Regions from separate parts of the Homo sapiens genome. Here regions 1 and 2 are each linked to region 3. The links are chromatin contacts, found by Hi-C or POLR2A ChIA-PET in ENCODE. All regions are on one chromosome and are shown on one strand. The core of a region is the stretch at or near the end of the contact, and the rest is flanking DNA. Distances in the headings are between cores, read along the strand shown. Region 1 holds the start of RBM34 (RNA binding motif protein 34). Region 2 has its middle 21 kb from the start of LYST. Region 3 holds the start of B3GALNT2 (beta-1,3-N-acetylgalactosaminyltransferase 2).

What was found. A loop is a pair of places that touch in the nucleus more often than their neighbours do. ChIA-PET counts read pairs that join two places held with the same protein, here RNA polymerase II (POLR2A). Pooled maps may share reads with other maps.
Region 1: a loop to region 3 is called in a map of B cell, with 15 times the contacts of the local background. The contact joins the promoter of RBM34 here to the promoter of B3GALNT2 in region 3. A Hi-C loop is called at or near these places in 9 of 168 maps with a recorded cell type or tissue (B cell, CD4-positive, alpha-beta memory T cell, CD8-positive, alpha-beta T cell and 5 more), 14 of 37 single-sample maps with no recorded cell type and 22 of 50 pooled maps. POLR2A ChIA-PET finds 5 or more read pairs at or near these places in 17 of 52 experiments (CD4-positive, alpha-beta T cell, CD4-positive, alpha-beta memory T cell, HEK293 and 13 more).
Region 2: a loop to region 3 is called in a pooled map, with 4 times the contacts of the local background. The contact joins the enhancer-like site here to the promoter of B3GALNT2 in region 3. A Hi-C loop is called at or near these places in 1 of 37 single-sample maps with no recorded cell type and 7 of 50 pooled maps. POLR2A ChIA-PET finds 5 or more read pairs at or near these places in 6 of 52 experiments (BJ, Caco-2, PC-9 and 3 more).

Annotation. Positions count from the first base shown.
Region 1 is chr1:235,159,897-235,162,596 of GRCh38, forward strand. RBM34 (RNA binding motif protein 34) reads right to left here and starts at 1,354. Exons shown (of 11, transcript NM_015014.4): 1 at 1,278-1,354; 2 at 997-1,171; 3 at 615-751. The coding sequence starts at 1,330. RefSeq lists enhancers at 1-321, 608-1,807, 1,509-1,688.
Region 2 is chr1:235,886,928-235,889,720 of GRCh38, forward strand. No RefSeq gene overlaps it. Among named protein-coding and RNA genes, the nearest start is that of LYST, 21 kb to the left of the region's middle. Within about 2 kb of position 1,289, at least 5 of the 41 ENCODE cell types and tissues checked have a DNase peak (open chromatin) inside an H3K27ac peak, as active enhancers do.
Region 3 is chr1:235,503,027-235,505,726 of GRCh38, forward strand. B3GALNT2 (beta-1,3-N-acetylgalactosaminyltransferase 2) reads right to left here and starts at 1,426. Exons shown (of 12, transcript NM_152490.5): 1 at 1,115-1,426. The coding sequence starts at 1,226. RefSeq lists a silencer at 955-1,594 and enhancers at 1,528-2,204, 1,905-2,024.

The sequences.
Region 1 (2,700 bases), core at 104-2,603, 340 kb before region 3:
ATTCTTTTATATACATGCTGAAATATTTATAGATGAAACATAAATTTTCATTTTGCTTCCAAATAATGAGGTGGTAGCTGGGCGAGGTGGCTCACACCTGTAATCTCAACACTTTCGGAGGCCGAGGTGGGCAGATCGCTTGAGGTCAGGAGTTCCAGACCTGCCTGGCCAACATGGTGAAACCCTGTCTCCACTAAAAATACAAAAATTAGCTGGGCATGGTGACGCAGGCCTGTAGTCCCACCTACTCAGGGCCGAGGCAGGAGAATCGCTTGAACCTGGGAAGCGGAGGTTGCAGTGAGCTGAGATCACTGCACTCTACTGCAGCCTGGGCGTGGCATCAAGACTCCATCTCAAAACAAACAAAAACAAATAATGAGGGGGTATATGAGTGGGGTAAAAATACAAAAAGGTTAGCCAAATATTAGTAATTGCTGATGCTGAGTACACGGGGTTTCTTAGCCTTTTCAACTTTTCTATATGTACTGGATTTTCCATAATAAAAGTTTTGAAAGAAAGTAGAAATATGAAATAAAACTGACGAATATTCCAAGTATAGGAATGTTAATTTACCATCTAATTTCTTTAACATCAAATAAGAGAATTTTACCAACCTGTCTGCCAACTTTTTTTCTGCGTTAGTGTGTTTCTTCTTCGCTTTCACTTTTTTGGCAGGTTCTTGCGAAAGTGGTCTTTCAATCTGGGATGTACTTTCTTCCTCCTCATTCCGTTTCGTTTTTTTGATGGTTTGCTTTTTAAAAGTTTGAAGTTATATTTGAGACCCCATACTTCTAGAATTCTGACCCTAAGCCATAATTCAGTCTTTCTAAATGAGAATCTCTTCTCTCTCACTGGTATGTAAGAGTCATGAAAGGTTACTTAAAATGAATCCTGTCTGCCCCCTTTAGAAATCACGCTTCACGCGGTAGGTAAGAAGATTGCTTTGTATGTAAGTGGTTCTAACGAGCTATTCGGGAAGAAAGCCCAGTGACTTACTTTAGGCACAGGCACGTACACGGGTTGAATCTGGGGCTCCAGAGAACTGAAGAGGGACGCCAGCCGACCGGTGCCACCTCTGGAATGGTGTTCGCCGCGAAATAAGCTACTGGCGACCTGTCCAAGCCTGTAGTCTTCCGGCGGACTCCCGCGAACGCCGTCGTCAGGATTCTCTCTAGAAATGGACGACAGAAACTCAGCCACGCCACGCACCACCGCTTCGCCAGCACGAGGGAACGTACAACATCCCTCCCCAGGTACTCGTGCCGCGCGCCACTCACCCCTCCTGGACACTTCTCTTTCTCTTCCGTTTGCTCATCCCTTCCAAGGCCATTCTTACTCCAAAGACTCCCAGACTGCAGCTGCGCGCCAGCTCGCACTTCCGGGTTCCGGGCACTTCCGCTCTCTGGCCACGCCCCCTCCCCTCCGGCAGTCGGCCGCCGGGCGGCGGCGAAGGGAGGCGCTGGGTGAGGGAGCAGGTTTGTCGCCGTCGGTTGGTGGTCCTCGCCGTTTCAGAAAAGCCTCATTTTGGGAGTGAAGGACGTCTTCTGGGAGTGGTTGAAGCCTGCAGTGTGAAGAATCAGCCAGGCTAGGAGCGGGGTGTCCACCCAAGCCGAGAGAGAAACACGTAGAATACTGACTTGTTGAAAAGGAGGGAGGGAGGTTTGGCAAGAAATGCGGTTAGGGGTGAACGCAGTGGGGTGTTTACAATTTGCTAATCGCTGTGAAGAGTACAAAGGAATTCTTTGTACTCTTCTTGCAACTTGTCTGAAACATGACATTATTCCAAAATAAAAACCACAACTCTAACGAGTCACGTCAACATACAATTCGAAAGATTGTAATGCGGACCTGCTATTCTACCTGGAAAAGTAGATACTTGGCATTCAAAACGCTTCAAGGTGTTCTCAGCCCGTCTTCCCAGACTCATCTCCCTCCAGCCCCTGACATTCTAGCCTGCTTTCTCCACTGCCTCTACAGTTGTTATTCCTGTCCCCTCTGTTGTAATTGCCCTCCTCTTTCCCCTTCTGCAAAATAATGTCCATCCTTCAAGGCCTACCTCAGATACTGTCTAACTTAGTATTTCTTTGCAGCCAGGTGCGGTGGCTCGCCTGTAATCCTAACACATTTGGAGGCCGAAGTGGGAGGATTGCGTGAGGACTAGGAGTTTGAACCAGCCTGGTCGATCTAGCGAGACTTATTCTCTACAGAAAAGAAATTAGACGGGCACCTTCGCGCTCGGCGCCTGTAGTCCCAGCACTTTGAGAGGCTCGGGCAAGAGGATCCCTTGAGCCCTGGAAGGTCGAGGCTGCAGTAAGCTGTGATCGCATCACTACACTCCAGCCTAAGCGGCAGACCCTGGCTCAAAAAAAAAAAAAAAAAAATTCTTTGCTATTTACAATAGGGATATTTTCCCAAGCCCCCATGGTACTTACTATAATCATTTTTGGTCTGCTTTAGTGTTAGTTACAGTCTCTTTAGATGTAAAGGCAAGACAGTAAGGATTATGTTTTATTCATCATGTATGCTGTGTCTCTATTAGCTGTACATAGTGAATATTTGTTAAATTGACTCTCAGGGTAATAAAAGATTACTAGTTAAATCATCCAATAGTTTGAGTGGCAAAATAGGATTTGACTTTGTTCTTATTTTCTTTCAGACAAGGTGTTGCTCTGTCACCCAGACTGGAGTGTAGTGGTGAGA
Region 2 (2,793 bases), core at 39-2,538, 380 kb after region 3:
CCTAAAGAGTTACTGTATTCCTTTAAAAATATCCACAGGCAAACATAGTAACTCATTAAATATTATAGCCTACTCACAGGGTGTCTGCCATTCTTATTAGAGAAGAGAGAATGGCATATTAAAAATATGTCAGAAGTTATGGGAAGTTGTGAAGTGGAAGACAGACTTCAAGTTGTGATCCTTCACAAGGCTTCATTCTATGCTTGGCTGTTTGGGAGAGTTCAGAAATCAGCTCAATATGAAAGATATAAGAGCAACTGTCCAGCTGAGGTGGTACATACCACACTAATTTATGGAGAGGACTGAAAAAGTCAATTAAGCTCCTAAAATTCCTTCATCATTGCTAAGAAGCATTGACAAGCTAAGATATAAAGTTGGGAGATGGACTAAATACACAGGATGGCAGAATAAGACTAGACAAGTCTTGAAGGGTTAAAGAGATGAGATCATTCTAACATGGCATTTAGTAGAGGTCAGTGCCATGTCAGGCCCTGCCGTTGAGTCGAAAACATCAATGGTTTGAGTAAAGAATAGGTGGGAGGTATTTTGCAGCACTTGTGGGAAAAGGTGTTCAGGGTTTTAGTTGAAAGCAAGCTCCATATGAGGCCACATTGTGATGGTTGCAGTCCTTCATCCACCTTTTACCTACCTATCAAAAAATAAAGGAAACAGTGGGCTGGATGGTTTCTTCTTAGGGTAAATCCTCTCTTTGGTTGGGGCTGCTGTTGTTGTCCAGGTAAATACCTTTGCAAGCCAACATGCTTCCCATTTAACCCTGGGTTTTACCCATCCCAGCTGTCTCATAGAGGCCTGACTTGCACCTTTCTGTTCCCTGCCCTGCCCAAGCAGTCATTTGATGCCCCGCTTTAGAATAAAGGAAGTGATAAACTCTCTCTAGGCCATGCTGCTTGGACTTTGCCAGGGGTATTTCATTCCGCTTAGAGTACCACTCTTATAAGTATTGTACAGAAATTAACTCATTCAGAGAGTACCTAGGATAAGGAGTCTTAAAACTGAGTCATAGGAGGAACAGTTAAAAAACAGCAGGCTGGCCATGGTGGCTCATGCCAGTAATCTCAGCACTTTGGAAGGCTTAAGCAGGAGAATCACTTGAGGCCTTGAGTTTGAGACCAGCCTGGGCAACATAGCAAGACCTTGTCTCTACCAAAAAAAAAAAAAAAAAAAAAAAAAAAATTAAAGCCCAAAGCTTTCTCTAGAAGACAAAAGACAGGGAGACAAGAAAGCTGTCTTCCGAGGCCTGAGGGCTGTCACAAAGCAGACAGATTCATGTTATCTCTGTGGCCACGAGAGGTAAAGGCAGCACAGGGAGACCTCAGAGCATTTCAGCCCTAGAAGGAAGCCGCACAGAAGTGAGTCTGTAGGTGTTAGAAGGCAGCTGTGCTACACTAACTTTCAGATCCCTCCAACCTACCATCCTTGAGGTTCTTACGAATGTTGAAGTAATCTCGATTCTCGGAACTACCATCCCTCCTCCTCACCACCCCCCACACCCTAGAACCCTTTCTTGCTATAAAAAGGCCATTCCTTAGAAAGTTAAACATAGAATTACCATATGATCCAGTAATTCCACTTCTGGGGATGTACTCAAAAGAATCGAAAGTAGAATCTCAAATAGATACTTGTACAGTAATGTCTAAAGCAGCGTTATTCACAGTAGTCAAAAGGTGGAAGCAACCCCAGTGTCCCTCAGTGGATTAATATAACAAAATGTGAGGTATCCATATCATAGAATATTATCCAACCTTAAAAAGAGAAGAGATTCTGAGACATGCTGCAACATGAATAAACACTGAGGATGTTATGATAAGTAAAACATGCCTGTCACAAAAGGATGAATATTGTATGATTATACTTATATGAGGTACCTGGAGGAGTCAAATTAATAGAGACAGGAAGTAGAATGGTGGTTGCCAGGGGCTGCTGGGAGAAGGGGATGGGGAGTTGTTTAGTGGGTACAAAGTTTCCGTTTGGGAAGAGGAGAAAGTCTGGAGATGGATAGTGGTGAGGTTTGCACAAGAATGTGAATATACTTAATGACACCGAACTGTGCACTTAAAAATGGTTACATTGTGACCAGGTGCGGTGGCTCACACCTGTAATCCCAGCACTTTGGGAGGCCAAGGCAGGTGGATCACCTGAGGTCAGGAGTTTGAGACCAGCCTGACCAACATGGTAAAACCCCGTCTCTATTAAAAATACAAAAATTAGCTGGGCATGGTGGTGTGTGCCTGTAATCCCAGCTACTCGGGAGGCTGAGACAGGAGAATTGCTTTTACCCGGGAGGCAGAGGTTGCAGTGAGCTGAGATTGCACCATTGCACTTCAGCCTGGGCAACAGAGCGAGACTCCATCTCACAAAACAACAACAAAAAAAGGCTGGGCGCGGTGGTTCACGCCTGTAATCCCAACACTTTGGGAGGCCGAGGCGGTTGGATCACCTGAGGTCAGGAGTTCAAGACCAGCCTGGCCAACATCATGAAGCCCTGTCTCTACTAAAAATACAACCATTAGCCAGGCATGGTGGCGGGCACCTGTAATTCCAGTTACTCGGTAGGCTGAGATGGGAGAATCACTTGATCCTAGGAGGCAGAGGTTGCAGTGAGCCAAAACTGCTCCATTGCACTCCAGCCTGAGTGACAGGGCAAAACTCTGGCTCAAAACAGAAAAGCAAACAAACAACAACAACAACAAACAGCAAAAAAAAAAAAAAAAAAAAAAAAAAAAAGATGGGGTGGTTCCCCTCCAGTGGCTCACACCTGTAATCCCAGCACTT
Region 3 (2,700 bases), core at 176-2,675:
CTAATAGGAAAAGAGATTGTTACCAAAATAACCTCAACATAATTTCATATAACTGAGACTGTTTTGAGGATTGCCGAATACTTTCTACTTATAAGGCATAGAGTGCTGAACTGCAAACACTCAATTCTAATTTTAAGAACTTTTGGATTAGAAAACAGCTGTTTTGGGGAGAGATGGTAAGGGAAAAAAGTCCCAGTATAGTTACAAAATTAAGTATTACATAATATTTAAAAGAGCTTTCTAGGTTTCTTTCATGTTCTAGGGCAAGCCCTTAAAGAAGAAGACAAGAGATACAGGGAAAGCTAAAGTAGTGTTCAGGGTGGTGGAACCCACTAACAAAACAATCCGCTGGGCACCGTAAGTAAAGCATTCTATTAGGCTGTGACGCGAAACAAGAACAAAGGTTTCATTCCTACGAGAGATTAAGTTTTAGAGCAAATGGACACGATCGTTAAAGAATTTGATATTTCCATGTAAACTGCATTAGCAGGTTATGCGATCCAAACTCACAGGAACAACTCCAACTCTCGGCCATGCCCTATTTCATGTCTAGATTTGTTTAACCGACTTACATCATAATCCAAGAATACGAACTACAGTATATTCTTACAGCAAAGTTATTCCTTAAAAGCAAAACCGAGCCACCTTTGAAAACACGCACACACATTATCCACGGCACTAAAACCCCAGTCTTGACCGAGAAAGACCAACAACTTGGGGGGGAAGAAAACAACTTCAGAGCCAGAGCTCCCAAAGCAGAAAGCGCTGGCGGCTGAAGGGCACACGAGGTTCCGCTCCCGGGCGAACGGGCGGCGTCGGACATCACTAACCAGGCCTGGGGACAGGCGAAGGACTTGCAACTGCGGGCGCCGGCTCTGCGGGCGTTAAGGGAAACGGGGAAGTGAGAAGAGGCGGGGACACGAAAAGAGAAAAGCTCCCTCAAGTTTGCCCGATGTTAACGCTCCAAGGATGAAAAGAGCCGTTTGTTTCGTCTGGGGACCGTCGCGTTTGGCCCTTCCCCCGCCTCCAACAATTCCCGGCGAAGCCCCGCGGCACCAAGCCGGGCCTCCCACCCCCCCGGCGGCCGCCAACCCGCCCGGCCCCAGGACCTCACCTGCAGGGCCGGCCCCGGAGGCGCAGGCGGGCGGCGGGGAGCGCAGCCGCAGCCAGAGGTGCAGCGCGGCCCCGAGCACACACGGGCACAGCAGCACCAGCCAGTTTCGCATTGGCCGCCCCCGCCGCGAGCCGGGCTCTCCCGCGTCCCGGCGGAGAGGGAGGGGACCTGCAAGTGCGGAGACTGAGGGGCGGCGGCTGACGAGCGACCACTCCGAGCACGCCCGCCCTCGCGCTCGGCGACGTCTGGGGGGCTCCTCGCAGCTCCCGGCCCCGCTCCTCCGGTCCCTCAGACCGCGGGTGGCCGCGGCTTAGCCGGCCGAAGCCCCGCCCCCTCCGCCTGGCCTTCCCACCGGCTCCGCCCACCTTTTCTCCCACTCGCCCCGCCCTCTCCTCCCGCGTTTCCACACGCGCCAGCCAGCCGGCCGGGAGCTGAAGTCCCGCTCTGGGCCCAGGCAGGGGGCGCCCGCGGTTTAGAAACCACATTTCCCATGAGCCTAAGCACGCGCTTCCGTCACTCGGCGGCCGCGGGGGCGAAGGGCGAGGCCCCACACAGAGCATGCGCATCCCCCTTGACGTTTGCTGCCACCCCACGGCCCAGGGGAGGTAGTGCCGGAGACCCGGTGCTCGGAGGCTGCCCGGAGCCGCGAAGGGAAATGCGCTTTGCCTCAGATTTGAAGGAAATCCGAGTGGCTCTTGTGTGAAATCACGCAGAGCTCCTTTGTTCCGCGTGCTCTCTTGCTCGACTGCTGTGGGAGGTGGGATCCTGCTGACGTCTCCTTGGCCCGTAGAGTGGGGCGAGGAAGCCCGAGTGTCCGCGCCTGGAGCGGTGACTCATCAGGGATTAGCTCTGGTGCCGTGGGTTCCCGGCTCTTTGCCCGGTTCTGTGCTCTGGGAACGCAGGGTGACAGACAGCGAGCTGGGGACTAGGCTGTGGAACACGATGATGACGAGCCAATCAGGGTAGAACTGCACGTGCTCCGGGTTCATACTGGAGCTGGGAGCGAAACGGGAGCCGGGCGAGCTGGGAGAACGTGGGCTCCGGGGACCTGGGGAAGGGTGGCCGCAGCGAGCCTTCCAGGGAGAACGCCGGCCCCGCGTCTTGAGGCTTTGCCCCGGGTGGGAGCCCTCCTGGCCCACCAGGCCCGCGCCGAGGCAGCCGGAAAGCGGGGACGGGGCGGTGAAGGCACTGGGGTGAGGATGGGAGAGAAGGATGAGAACGAGCGGCTGGGCTATGGGGCGGTTTTTGTTTCTGCTTTTGTTTTTGAGACGGAGTCTCACTCTGTCACCCAAGCTGTAGTGCAATGGCGCGATCTCGGCTCGCTGCAACCTCCGCCTCCTGGGTTCAAGCGATTCTCCTGCCTCAGCCTCCTGAGTGGCTGGGATTACAGGCGCCCGCCACTGCGCCCAGCTAATTTTTGTATTTTTTTTGTAGAGACGAGGTTTCGCCATGTTGGCCAGGCTGGTCTCCAGCTCCTGACCTCAGGTGATCCGCCCGCCTCGGCCTCCCAAAATGCTTGGATTACAGGCGTGAGCCACCGCGCTCGGCCGCGGTTTTTTTTTTTTTTTTTTTAAGTTTCCACAAGT